3 separate regions of the Homo sapiens genome follow, and all the other regions are linked to region 1. The links are chromatin contacts, found by Hi-C or POLR2A ChIA-PET in ENCODE. All regions are on one chromosome and are shown on one strand. Each heading gives the region's core, a stretch centred on a gene start or an enhancer-like site at or near the end of the contact. The rest is flanking DNA. Distances are from core to core; before and after follow the strand shown. Region 1 has its middle 34 kb from the start of RBM20. Region 2 has its middle 28 kb from the start of PDCD4-AS1. Region 3 overlaps RBM20 (RNA binding motif protein 20).

Evidence for each region. Hi-C counts contacts between places; a loop is a spot of excess contacts on that map. ChIA-PET counts read pairs that join two places held with the same protein, here RNA polymerase II (POLR2A). Pooled maps may share reads with other maps.
Region 2: a pooled map shows a loop between it and region 1 (6-fold over the local background). The contact joins two enhancer-like sites. A Hi-C loop is called at or near these places in 2 of 37 single-sample maps with no recorded cell type and 4 of 50 pooled maps. POLR2A ChIA-PET finds 5 or more read pairs at or near these places in 3 of 52 experiments (GM12878, WTC11 and activated T-cell).
Region 3: a loop to region 1 is called in a map with no recorded cell type, with 13 times the contacts of the local background. The contact joins two enhancer-like sites. A Hi-C loop is called at or near these places in 1 of 168 maps with a recorded cell type or tissue (gastrocnemius medialis), 6 of 37 single-sample maps with no recorded cell type and 15 of 50 pooled maps. POLR2A ChIA-PET finds 5 or more read pairs at or near these places in 2 of 52 experiments (OCI-LY7 and activated CD4-positive, alpha-beta T cell).

What each region holds. Positions count from the first base shown.
Region 1 is chr10:110,607,847-110,612,466 of GRCh38, forward strand. No RefSeq gene overlaps it. Among named protein-coding and RNA genes, the nearest start is that of RBM20, 34 kb to the right of the region's middle. RefSeq lists enhancers at 3,411-4,348, 4,523-4,620. Within about 2 kb of position 1,970, at least 2 of the 41 ENCODE cell types and tissues checked have a DNase peak (open chromatin) inside an H3K27ac peak, as active enhancers do.
Region 2 is chr10:110,840,464-110,845,083 of GRCh38, forward strand. No RefSeq gene overlaps it. Among named protein-coding and RNA genes, the nearest start is that of PDCD4-AS1, 28 kb to the right of the region's middle. RefSeq lists enhancers at 2,095-2,164, 2,235-2,314, 2,445-2,504, 2,575-2,644, 2,655-2,714 and 2 more. Within about 2 kb of position 2,733, at least 10 of the 41 ENCODE cell types and tissues checked have a DNase peak (open chromatin) inside an H3K27ac peak, as active enhancers do.
Region 3 is chr10:110,773,017-110,777,636 of GRCh38, forward strand. All of the region lies in intron 1 of RBM20 (RNA binding motif protein 20), which reads left to right. Among named protein-coding and RNA genes, the nearest start is that of PDCD4-AS1, 96 kb to the right of the region's middle. RefSeq lists enhancers at 1,467-2,666, 1,557-1,746. Within about 2 kb of position 2,080, at least 4 of the 41 ENCODE cell types and tissues checked have a DNase peak (open chromatin) inside an H3K27ac peak, as active enhancers do.

The DNA.
Region 1 (4,620 bases), core at 720-3,219:
GATTATGTTCTGTCTTAAAGATTTAAGAAATCATTTTCTTAAAAATTCTGCTAGGTATAGTGGTTCATACCTGTAATACCAACATTTTTAGAAGCTGGAGCAGGATGATCATTTGAGCCAGGAGTTTGAGACCAGCCTGTGCAATGTAGTGAGACCCGATTTCTACAAAAAATTTAAAAACTAGCTGGGTTTGGTGGCTACACCTGTAGTCCCAGCTACTTGGGAGGCTGAGGTGGAAGGGGTCACGAGCCTGGGAGGTTGAGGCTACAATGCGCCATGATCATGCCACTGCACTCCAGCCTGGCAACAGAGCAAGACCCTGTCTCAAAAAAAAAAAGTGTTATATTTACGAAATAATATTCATTCTGTATCTTTTTACTTAGGCGTATCTCCTTATCCTGGAACACTGATAATCCAGGTTTGTGTATTTATGCTTAGTCAGCTATCTTAAATGGAGGGAAGTGCAAATGGAACCAGTTGCACATTAATGCAGTTTAAATGGTAACAGCAAAGTGTTAGCCTGCTGTTAAAAGTTAGGAGGATCTTTCCTTCCCTACTTGGTATTTTTTTCTTTTTTTTTTTTTCTCTTTTTTTTTAAAGAGAAGATAGGGCCTTACTCTGTCGTTCGGGCTGGAGTGCAGTGGTTCAATCATAGCTCACTGCAATCTCCAACTCCTGGGCTCAAGGGTTCCTCTCAGGGCACCTTCCCAAGTAGGTAGCTAGAATTACAGGTGTGTGCTAACACACCGGCTGATTTCTGATTTTTTAAGTAGATGGGGGTGGGGTCTCACTTTGCCCAGGCTGGTCTCGAACTCCTGGCCTCAAGTGATCCTTGGCTTCCCAAAGTGTTAGAATTACAGGTGTGAGTCACTGCAGCTGGCCCTTTTTTGTTTTAAAATTATATGTAATTAGGTGGAAATTATCCTCTCCTTTTGTGTGAAGATTGAACAGTGATATCCTTGTTTCCTTAGTTTTATCTTTTGGAAGAAACAATTCTTCTTTTCATCCGGGAAAAGTAAGAACAGAATCTGTTTCAATTGCCTATTGCCTAGAAGTGTTACAGCTTTTATTTTGGTCACATTAAGTAATTCTTGATAAAGTGGTTAACATTTCTAGAAGGAATATTATTTTGGCAAGAGCTCAGATTTCACAAAACGTGTCTTAAAAATGGCTTTCGGCCAGGCGTGTTGGCTCACGCCTGTAATCCCAACACTTCGGGAGGCCAAGGTGGGTGGATCACGAGGTTAGGAGATCCAGAGCATCCTGGCTAACACGGGGAAACCCTGTCTCTACTAAAAATACAAAAAATTAGCCGGGCCTGGTGGCGGGCGCCTGTAGTCCCAGGTACTCGGGAGGCTGAGGCAGGAGAATGGCGTGAACCCGGGAGGCAGAGCTTGCAGTGAGCTGAGATTGTGCCACTGCACTCCAGCCTGGGCGACTGAGCGAGACTCTATCTCAAAAAAATAAAGTGGCTTTCATATCTCCACTTTTTCTAAGTTAGGACTTTGAAGGATATATTTAGATCCAGAGATACAAAATTTTTTAGTTTAATACCTTAATTTTATAGACGAGGAAATCTGAAGCCCAGATTAGGTAAGTGACCCAAATGAATAAATGAGCACACACAGCTTAATAACCCACAGAGCCAGAACCAAGTCCTGGCTTTCCTTCGCAAGCAGGACAGACTCTAATACATTAGCTCTTTTTTTCTCCCAAGTTAACTATGAAAATGGGAGAGAGATAGTACAGTGTTGATTGATCCTCCACATGACACAGAGAAACAGATTTTAAGGGCACAATTCACCATCTCTGGTTTTCTTTGCCTTTTGCCTCCCCACTCCTCCTATTTTCTTTAGACTGCACTTATTTAGGTACACTCTGATCACTTATCTCAGTGTCTTAGGGGGACTGGATTACTCCTGGCTGCCAGTCTTCTGCATGAAAGATGCCAGCGTTGCTCCATAAATCTGCCACCATGTGGCACTCACTCTCCCCTTCCTAGACACAGAGTCTCCTGGGTGTAAGAGCCCTTGTGGCAGCCAGTAATTGCTCAGGGACATGAGGCAGCCTAGCGATTAGGTTTGCAAGAAGCACATGGATTTATTTCCTCTCTCAAGTCCTCACATTGGTTGGTATAACTCTATTATTGGAAAGAGACATTAAGGTTTGAATGTTATCTCATGGATACTTGTGTGTTCAGATCAGTGCCTGGAAAGTTGATTATCAAACATTAAAGTGTACAGTGATCACAAGTCCTGCTTTGGCTTTATAAATATACACCTAAAATTATTCAGTAATTAACAATGATGGCGGTAAAGGCTGGAAACATGGAACTACATATGGGTGGAAAAAACCCACCACCATAGAAAATTGAAGGACACGGGTTTAAGGCAAATCATTTGGGACTAAGTTAACAGAGGCAGTTAAGGTATAATGTACTAAAGGTCCCTGACACTTCTGAGGCAGAGGCCTTTGCTAGGAGAGGTCTTCAAACACAGGAATCTATCGTACCACTTCAGAATTAGAAATGATGGCTGCAAAGGTAGATAAGGCTGAGGCTTTCTTCATCATTGGGCTGCTGCTTTGTCTCCCAGTAATTACTTCACTTTTTTCCCAGAGCCACTAGAGGGGGCCCTTGACACATGCCAACCCCTCCATTTTTTCAGTCTAGTTTTTCAAACTCTAGTTTCTTAGAGTAGAGTTCCAGGAGCAATGAGATGGTCAAGGTGTGACATTCTTGAGATTTCTCTGTTGCAAGAGTTTGAGCTACGTGTTAACTGCAGCTCAGTAATTGGATGCTTTTAGCCAAGGTACCTAGTGCTTGCAACAGGTTGGATTGCTGCTTAGAAAGGTATGCAGCAGCTGTTTAATGGGATCTTGTTAACAAAATTTGCAGTCTGTATTAGGGTTCTCTAGAGGGACGGAATAGGATAGATGTATATATGAAGGGTAGTTTATTAAGGAGTATTGACTCACATGATCACAAGGTGAAGTCCCGCAATAGACTGTCTGCAAGCTGAGGAGCAAGGAAACCAGTCAGAGTCTCAAAACCTCAAAAGTAGGGAAGCCAACAGTGCAGCCTTCAGTCTGTGGCTGAAGACCTGAGAGCCCCCGGCAAACCACTGGTATAAGTCCAAGAGTTCAAAAGCTGAAGAGCTTGGAGTCCAATGTTAGAGGACAGGAGGCATCCAGCACGGGAGAAAGATGAAGACTGGAAGTCTCAGGAAGTCTGCTCTTTCCATCTGCCTGTTTTATTCTAGCTGCACTGGCAGCTGATTAGATGGTGCCCACCCAGATTGAAGGTGGGTCTGCCTCTCCTAATCCACTAACTCAAATGTTAATCTCCTTTGGCAACACCCTCACAAACACACCCAGCAACAATTCTTTGCATTCCTCAATTCAATCAATTTGACAATATCAGCCATCACAGTCCTTTCTTGCAGTAGCCCTACTTGTTTCTCCTCAGAGCAGTTTTTTCCTCTATACTTTCTCAATCTTCATATAAACCCAGAAGAGTTTGTTCTATTATAATTTTCCTCATTTGCTCTGTCTCTAACCTTGCATCCCTTAATTGAAACAGCTTCACCTATGTTGCTTTTCAGTTTATCATTTTTAAGTCATCTCCCCAACAAGACACTCCGAATCAGCGTCTCTTATGTTCTTTCACAGAGTGAAGGGAATACTTGCTTCTTTTCTTGTTAGAAATCTTATTAGAATCCCTGTAGCCTTGCGATTATGTGGCTGTTATGTGAGATTATTATGTGCTTTAGGATTGTTCCAGAAGTCCCATTTCCCTACTGCTTAAGAATAAAGGGTTCATCCCCATGGTGAGCAGGCATGTGGGAGCCCACACACAGCCCTGCCCCTGTACCTCAGCACAGGGGTCACACAGCAGGCTAAATCTCATCCTCTGAGATGCAACATCTGCCTTGACACTGATGGGAATGCTGGCATGACCGTGGAGCATGGCCTTGTGATGGACAGAGCTCATCTCATTTGTGAGATTCTGAGAAACCTCAAAAAAGAGAAACCACTGAAGCTGGTGCCAAACAGGTCTTCTCAGTGATCCTTGCCTTTTAGTTTTTCTTTTTCTTATGCACATGCTTCTAGGCAGGGGGTCTGTTCATCTAACTTCTGCCCTTGGCTAAGTAGATGAAAAAGAGGGGTTCATTGATTTCAAGTAATTTCTTGATCCCTTGGGGCAGAAGGATTACAGTCTTTCAGAGATAGTTTCTTTTTGTATATCAATGTATGCACCTTGTGCATAATAATTACCTACTAGCTACCAGATGTGCGCTTTTATCGTCTCTCTTAAGGGCAGTGACTTTGAAGTGGGTGGTGGTAACCCCAGTTTGCAGAAGAGGAACTAAGTTTCATGAGGGCAAAGTAACTTGTCTAACAATTTCTGTTGGAAAGCAGTGGAACTGAGAGTAGAGTCCTGGCTTATCTTAGTCCACCAACCTCTCTAGTTGCCATTTTAAAATTCAAAATGAAACCAGTGCCAACACTTGTAGACAGACCAGCCACAAGGAAGGGCAAAAAGCACCTTTGAACCAGATGGTTTCAGAGCTGTCTACAAATCTGGGCTGTATTGTTTCCTGCTGTCTCCATCCTCACAGC
Region 2 (4,620 bases), core at 1,483-3,982, 230 kb after region 1:
CCCTTCCCTTTTGTTGGCAGTGCTCCTGAGTCAACAGGGAGGGGCTGGGCAGCCTGGACCCAGAGGGCAAAGTGAGGGGGCCGCCTGCAATTCCTGGGAACAGATTGCAGGTCTGAGGAAAGTTCCTGCTGAGCCTGTTGCTGTCTGCGCCCCACCCCCACCTCCTGTGGCCATGGTGGACCAAGCTCAGGCCTCCAGTTTCCAACCAGGAGGAGTAGGGAAACCTCCTTTTCTGCAACTGCTATCTATGCCCCAGATGGCCAAAGCAGTGAATGGGCCTAGACTGGTTCTGCTGCCCTAAGTACAGGATCCAGGATGCTTGGGGGTGCCCCTGGTGCCTAGTCCTAGCATGTTGTTCTATGTGGCACAACTCTAGAGAGGGCATCCACATTGTATCCTATAGGATGGCACCCCCTGGAGTTGTGCAATGCAGACACCCAGCCAGGGACACCCCCTTCCCTCGAGTTGCAGTTGTTCCCCCAAGCCTGGGTGTTCCCATTTGCTCTCTGATATCTCTGTGGGCCCTAGAGCCTGGTTCTGAGCCAGTCCACCAGGCTGGACCTCTGACACTCAGACCTACTCCCTGTACCACACCTATCCCCAGGGATCAACTCCAGACTGCCCCTGCCTGACTCTGCCACAGCCTAGACACTGGGATTCCTCCTCATAATGCCCTACTAGGTCAGGGCACTTGGATACTAACCTTGCTTTCTTTTCTTTGTTTGTTTGTTTGAGACAGGCTCTCACTCTATCACCCAGGCTGGAGGGCAGTGGCACGCGATCTCAGCTTGCTATAGCCTCTATTTCCTGGATCCAAGCCATCCTCCTGCTTCAGCCTCCCAAATAGCTGGGACTACAGGCATGTGCCACCACCTCTGGCTAACTTTTTTTTGTAGAGATAGGGTTTCACTATGTTGCCCAGGCTAGTTTCAAACTCCTGGGCTCAAGCAATCCACCCACCTCAGCCTCCCAAAATGTTGGGATTACAGGCATGAACCATCAAACCTGGCAACAGCAACTGTTAACTGCCCTCTTAGGCAGTGGTTGGACATCTGGGCTCAACCCTGTCAACTCCCCATTCTCTTTTCCCACAATGGCAGTCATATAAAGGTGCCTATCCTGAGTGAAATTCCAAGCATGTTGGAGCAGGATGGCCCCAGAGACCCCCAAGCCTCTGCTCTTCCTTTTACAAGCCAGAAAACAGGCCCAGAGAAGAGAGGTGACTTGTTTGAGGCAACACAGCTTATTGGTATAGGGCCAAGACTAGAATCCAGATCCCTTGAGTCTTGCTGGGGCTACTTGGAGAGTTTATGATATTTCGATTACATTATCGTGTGAATTTTCCAGGTCTGGTCCTAGCTGGACTTTGGCACTCAGCAAGGGACTCAAGAGAAATCATGGATTCTCATGCTTTGGGTGCATCAGCCGCACCTGGTGAGCTTGCTAAAAATGCATATTCCTGGCGCCCCCATGGAGATTCTGACTCATTAGGTCACGGGGAGGACCCAGGCATTTGCATCTTAGCAAGCCTGGGGGGTAATTCAATGCAGGTGCAGTCCACCGATGACACTTAGAGAAACACTGCCCTAGATGTCAACCAGGGACTTCCCCAGTAGCTCCTGGAATAGAAGCAGCATTTATTTTACTGGGTGGTAGGGCCATTGAAGGTAGGGGCACTTTAGTGTGAAAAAGGCTTGACAGTAGGAGGCAGAGAAAAGGAGACCAGCATGGCCATGGCAGAAGGGGCTGGTGGCAGCTGGTGGGTGGGGGAGGCGGCGAAGGATGGGGGTGGGAGCGTGTCACAGTCATCGAACTGGGTTTGGGAGCATGTGTTATGATTTTTAGTTGGGTTCGTACTTACTGTGCTCAGGCAAAAGTCAATTTTCCAATGCTGTCTTTATCTTTGTTAATGGCTGGAAGTGTTGTGGTTATTAAACAGCTCCTCGAGATCTGATGGAAGCCCTGCTGCTGAAGACAGAGAGCTGTGTGGAGTCAGCAATCCTTACTCAGAGGAGAAACAAGGAACAGGGCCACTGCCCAGGGCCGCGTTGCTGTCAGCGAGGAACTCTGGGGTCACACACACTTTCTCTCCCTCTTCCACAAGACACTACTGCTGTCAGCTCGGCCCTGCTGATTCCTGAGTCCCCCTGCATGGCACACTTAGTGTACTCCATAGGGGCACTGTCTCTTGGCCTCTTCACAACTGGAGAAGCAGGTACTGTTATTCTCCCCATTTCATAGATGGAAAATGAGGCTCCGAGAGACAAAGTGGTTTGTCAAGGGTCAGACGACCAGTAAGTGGCAGAGTTGGGATTCAAACCCAGGTCCACATGACTGTCAAACCACACTCTTAGCCACTATTCTCCACTGCCTACCTCCTGTTCCTGCCTCTCCCTAAAGCCTCTAGACTCTGGGTCTGCCCAGAGCTGCTTGGATAAATTAGAAAGTCTAATTTAGCAATACTGCAGTTACCTATGGCTGAATTCCTGATTGTTAAATTCCAGAAACTGATTTCTCCAGTACCTCTCCTCCCTGGAAAGTAAAGAAAGGCCTCCACCCACAGCACTATACCCAGAGAAATACTGTTTCTTCCTTCTTCTCACTTGGGAGAATATTCCAGGGGAGCTGAGTCTGAGGGCAAGAGAGGAAGGAGGGCCCCGGGGGCTGCTCAAGTTCCTCCTGTTTCAGGGAGGAGAAGAAAGAGAAGCAGCTTGCTTTCTGCTCTCAGGGGACTTGGGGACAAAGGGGAGTGATCAAAAGGGGATTTCCCACAGCCCCAAAATGCTAGCCGGATTGCACTTGTGACCTCTCCTTCCTGAGTGAAACTAGATTGTTGACTTGCCTGCCACCTGTTTCCAACATGGAGTAGAGATGTTGCACATACATGATGCCATGTGTCCAGATTAAGACAACAAAAAATTATAAACAAGGATTGAAGAAAGTTGGAGGCAGCAAATATATGGTCTGTAAGGGCTCATACAGCAAGAGATGTGACTAGAAGCCTCCTGGGAGCCAAGGCAGAAAGAAAAAAAAAAAAAACATGCTCTGTCCTTAGGCTGGAGAGAGCATTCCAGGTTATCTGGGGAGATTGTTCTACTTGACTCTATATTCTGGAATAATTCTCCTGAGGGACAGTACAGAGGTACTGAGAGGTGTTGGAAAAATCCTTAGGGAGCTCACAGCCCAACATTGGAGAAGAGCATAGTGGGAGCGGGGACACTGGGATGGCTTCTGGTCTGTGTGAACTGGTTCCTGATGTTGGGGCAACACCTCCCAGTGTCCGAAGGCCTGATCCTTGCTCACACCTGCCCAGCCACCTGAGAGTGAGTATGCTGGCTGGAGTTCATGAATTTTTGTTTGGGTTTATTTTCAAGCTCTGTTTTTCAAATTTCTCTGTTAAGTGGCTGAACTTCCAGGAACCAGTGTTCACAGGCCAAGGAGGAGGCCACCATCATCTCTACTACCTGAGTGCCCTGCCACACCCACCTGACAATAGAGAGCTCTAGGGTGGGGCCCCTGCTCTTTGGATTGTTGGGGGAAATAAACCTCTCCAGCATTTATTCTTTGGGGTTACCCCAAACGGATGACCACAGCCAGGAGGGAACAAAGCCTGACTGGGAAGTGCTGATTCTCTCTGGCAGTTTGGGAACTTCCCCTCAAACCTGTCTGATAAGGAGCGGCCTAGGGAGGAGGGGTGCAAAAGGTGTGCCCCGTTTGCCCGTGAGATCTCTCACCATCACTGTATGCAAGCCTAGGAAGAACAGAGCTTTCTGGCTCAGGGACAGATCTCCATGCTGGGAATCAGGACCTTGAGTTCCTGGGTCAAATCCACAATGAACTCATTCTGAGATGTAGGCAAATGTTTACCTTCTGTTGCTTCGGTTTTCCCATCTGTGCATTTGATGTGTGCCTTGTGCGTGCCAGAGGTTTTTGGGAAGAAAATAAGAGTGGAGACTTGCTGTCAATCACAAGGTGGGGGGTGGTCACTTCTCTACCTGAATCTCCCACATGGGCCTGTGGGGAGCTATGGTCCTTATTACCATCCTCCTGCCCCCAGCAGGGGAGCCTACCCATGAGGCAGGCTTGCTTGGGGTCGGCCAGCCTGGTCTCTGTGGTTTTTGTCTCCTGGGCTCCTCGTATGGCTTAGCTTGGCCCTCCACCGACCCTACTTAATCTTGCCTCCTCTCCACCCACCTTCTCACCCCCACAGCCTCCATTTGTGGTTCAGCTATGCTCAGTGCCTCGGGGGTTCCCAAATAGGCCCCTTCCAGCTCCTTGATTTTGTAAATGGTTTTCCCACTGCTAGGAATACCTTTTGGCCCTTTCTGTCTACCTGGAAACTACGACTTTTTTTTTTTAACATTCTACTTAGGTGTTGTCTTCTTTACGAAGCCTTCCTTGACTTCTCTGACCTCCCTGCAGGTATTGCTGGTCCCCCACTGTGTCCCAGAACACTTTGTACCCCTAGCCCAGACACACACACAAAGGCCCCTCTTTTTTTTTTTTCTTTTTTTTTTGAGGCGGAGTCTCACTCTGTCACCCAGGCTGGAGTGCAGTGGTGCCATCTTGGCTCACTGCAAGCTCCGCCTCCCGGGTTCACGCCATTCTCCTGCCTCAGCC
Region 3 (4,620 bases), core at 830-3,329, 170 kb after region 1:
ACCTAGGATCCCACAGGGAGTGAATAAGGGCTGTTGGGCCAGGCCCAGGTCTTCTGATTTCTAGCTTCCTGATTTTGCACTCCATTGCGCTATTCTCAGTCTTCAGTGTGTTAGAGGAAACTTGGTAGGTTATGCATTTGTTCTTAAGGAGAAATTTTGTTGATATCAGTCCTAGGCACTATTTTATAAATGCACACATGTGGAAAAATCCCTTATTTTCCTGCTTTTTTTCTATATATAGATACAGGCAGATACACAGACAGATAGACACACCACATGTGGATGTCACTGGGGAGATGAAGGTGGGATTGAACTTAGCAGAGTCTCAAAGGGGGCTTCAGCTTTATCTGTCAAATATTCTTTTATTAAAAAATTTTGAAGCAAAATGACCATTACAGTAGCATTTATTCATTTTGGATAATGGGCACTGAATTCATAAGTGTTTGTTTTCCTCTTCATATTTCTGTATTTTAAAATTTTCAAAAAAAACCAAATATGGATATTAAAAATAAATTCTCACCTATAATACCATACCCTCATTTTATAAAAATAAAGAATATTTTCAAAGAAATAAAAATGGTTCAGAAGGATGGAAAGAAAACTATACTATGGGACTCGTTAGTTAAGTTGACATTAATCCTCTGCTTTAAGTCTTTCCTGTGATGACACTAGCAGAATGTGTATCATTTTCTCTGCATTTGCTGCAGGATCAGTTCTCTTTGGCAGGTTTTGAGCCGTTCTAATAAGTCCAGCATGAAAGGCAGGCCTCTCGTGTCAGTTCTAAACCCACCAGCTGCCCCATTGTGACTGCATAGTCCCCTGGTTCTGAGACTGTGCTCTGCCTGATAAGCGACGTACGGAGCACAGTGGACTGAAAGCCCGGGGATCTGATACCAAACATGTTAGTTAAACTCATGTTTAACTAACCCAAACTCATGTTTAACTGGCCCAAAGGAAGTAGGCCCAGAAATGTGGTTTTTGGAGCTCCCTTTAATGAACGTGTAAACAGAGGATAGAATATTGGCCTTACAGTTTAAAAACCCTCCTTCAAGTCCCAGTCAAGTCCCTTATTCACTGGATGACCTCACACGGTTCATCTGATCTTTCTTGGTCTCAGTCTTCTTACTATAGACTGGAAATGGTCATATTTGACTTAGCTGTCCATATGGCTGTTCTGGAGATGAGACAGCTAATGAAGTGAGAACACTCATTAACACACCAACTGAAAAACACAAAACAAAAGAGAGATGATAGGATTATATTGCTGTTATGAATCATTCCAAGAGGTGTCATGGTGATATGAATCATCATATGGTAATGTCATGGCTAAGGCCCAAACACAGAATAGCAGCATTGACCCAGTAGTCTCGAAATTAGTCACAGAGGCCAAGCTAGTGAAGACCCAGCAGCCCTATTGTTATCAAGAAAGAGCACTATCCAAAAGGTGTGTGGCCTCATCTTCTCCTTGCAAAGAGAGAATTCATCTGGTATATGTTGATAGGCGTGTATCCGACCACAGCTACCTCCATCAGCCCTGAGGACAGAGGCAGCCTGCATTCCAGTCCCAGCTCTTCTCTGTCTCGGTGTGTGACTTAGGCGGTTTCACAGAGGACGCCAACTTCATTGGCTTTTGCGGTTTTTTGTTTGTTTGTTTTTTGTTGTTTTCTTTTTGTTTGTTTTGTTTTGTTTTTGTCTGTAGAATGAGTGAGTTAAACTAAATTGTCTGTAAGGCCTCAGCTCACTCTTAAAGTGTGATCACTAGCTAGAGTTTGAACTTTAGCCCCAATATGACTGTTGTGTTGTCATTGTCACCTTTGTAACCTGACATTCAGGAATGTCCCTCTCTAGTTCATATTCTGACCTAGCTTCTGAAAGCATTATAGCAGAGTTGAGAATTTTTGATCTAGGAAAGATAAATATTAAAAAGAAATTCCCACCAAAATACCATAAATAAGGAATGTTTTAAAGAAAAATGGTTCAGAAGGAAGGAAAACTATAATGTAGTTCTTGTTAGTTAAGTTGACATTAATCCTCTCTTTGCTTTAAGTCTCTCCTGTGTTGACACTAGCAGAATGTGTCATAAAGACATGGAAAGATCATAAATTCTCAACTCTGCTCTAAAGATCTGACCTTCAGCGTTGCATTTATTTGGCCACACCTTTATAGTGTGGTCATACCTAGAAAATATTTTCTTGCCTGGTCATCAGCCCTCTCACCTCGATTACTTTCTATATTTTAGCACAAAAGAAGAAATGGCGCATTCACCACTCAGCCAGTTGCACTGGAAGTGAATTTAAATTCCTGAACTGGTTATCTTGGAAGATATTGTGCTTATTGCAGATGTGGCCGGTGCATGAGTTTAGGCACTACCATGCTCTGGGCTGTGGTTCTTGGCTCCTGCTTCTGGATGGCTGGACATTACCAGGAGAGAGCCTGCTGATACATCTACGCACATTCACTCTACTGCACTTCAGCTGTGTCCTTGTTATTCCACAGCCCTTTAAGTCCTGGTTCACCAACCAGATGTTAAGACTCTCTTGGATCCCTCAAATCCCATCCCCATGCCTGCTGCCTCCTCTCTCAGCAGTTGCCCACTCCTTATCTTCTAATCCTCTTTTCTCCCTATGATGATGATAGTGACCCTGTAGCTCCAACTACTGGGTCCTCACAGTCAGTCCACTCCTGCAGAGGAAACTGGAGGGTGACCAGGAACCTTCAAGTCAATGTGGGCCACAGACAGGAACCGTCTTTAAAAGATGGTTAAATGCCCGTGGTTTACGTAGGTTGGCTTTCTTTAAGCAAATAAAGGAAATGCATTGCTTCATGTCCAGCAAAGTACAGGGTGGATTCAGGAGAAGCTGGCTCAAGGCATTCCTAGGAAGTCATCAAGGAGCTGCCTGTACCTCTGTCTTCAGGCCAGCATCTTCTGAGTTGGCTTTATTCTCAAGCAGGCTGTCATTAAGTGATGGCTTAACAACAATTTAGCAACCATGGCATGACAGAGAATCATGCCTGATAGCTCTAACAAAGTATCCGAGAGTGTTCCCCCATGAGCCAATCACTGTTGCCAGAGGGATGTGGTTCTTGGACTGGCCAGGTCTGAGACACGTTGCTTGGGCCCCTATTTGTGCAGAATTGGCCCCTGACTACATTCCCAGAGGGTCTTTGGATGTTTGGTCAGATGGTCTGTACTCTGGGGGGATCAATTCATACCAGCAAGGTCCAGTCAGCCCCTACACCTACCACCGCCTCTCTAGTGGAAGCCACTTTTGCATCTAATTGTCTTGGGAATTGTGTTGGTTTTCTATTGCTGCTGTAACAAATTGCCACAAATTTAATGGCTTATAATAACATACATGTATTATCTTACAGTTCTGGAGGCCATAAGTCCAAAACCAGCCTCACTGGACTACGGTCAAGGTGTTAGTTCCTTCTGGAGGCTCTAAGGGACAATCTGTTTCCTGGTCTTTTCTAGTTTCTAAGAGGCTTCCTGCATTTCTTTGGCTCATGGCCCCTTCCTCCATCTTCAAAGCCAGCAGCAAAGCATCTTCTCTCCTCTCTGACTTCTGTTTCCATCCTTATATCTTCTCGCTGACTCTGATCCTCCTGCTTCCGTCTTAGAAGGACTCTTGTGATTACATTGGGCATACCAAATTAAATTCAGAAATTCAGATAATCAAGATCTTTAATTCAATCATGTCTGCAAAGTCCCCTTTACCATGTAAGATAACATATTCACAGCCTCTGTGGGTTAGAATGTGAACATTTTTATTATTCAGCCTACTGCAGGGATTATCCACTCAATTTAAAAACCTGAACTTAGACAGAGAAAGAGTGTACTGAAGCTCCTGCATTGGAGTGGGAAATTGTAGATAGTGACCTAGGAAGGTGACTTTGTACCTGCTTGTAGGTTTAGTTTTATTTGCTTCTTGGGTGTATTTAGATTGTCCTTTTTGAGCTGTTTGTGGGTTTTTCTCCACAGAATTGGGTACTCATAAAAGAGGTGTCCATATTGCCTCAAAGCCACCAGATTCTGATGAGCCATACCCCTTATCTTCCTTCTTCATTTTGTTCACGGCAATTACTTTGTGCCCATAAAGTGGGAGGCAGTGTGCTGAGGAAATACAAGATTCTCCAAGACACACTCCTTTCTCTTGTGGAACTTATGTCTGGTGGAGTAGAAAGGCACGCACGCAATTATTTTTAACCCAAGGCACAGGATGTGCTGAGTGATATAAAAGTGACAAACTAAGGAGTGGGAAGACAGCAGGAGACATCAGTTCCAGCTTCCAGGGGTGTCAGATCATGCACCCCAATTTTTGGTTCAGAAATATGATCACTACTATATGCACCTCAATTTCAGGTTATTAACTATTGCAGGCTAAGAATTTTAGGGCTTTAAAAATAGTATGATGTGTTTTTTCTTCTTTGTCTAGGGTGTTTGGATGAAAGCAGGTGCTCAGCTCTGATGATTCATGTGAAATCACTTCTACTCAAGGTTGACTAAAGTTGGGAATGATGAAAATTTCCTAGTCAAAGCAAAAATTAAGAAGAAAACCTGGTTAGTTTTCTTATTTTTTGAGGAATCTGAATGGGTTAACGTCTGTAACCTGGGCCATA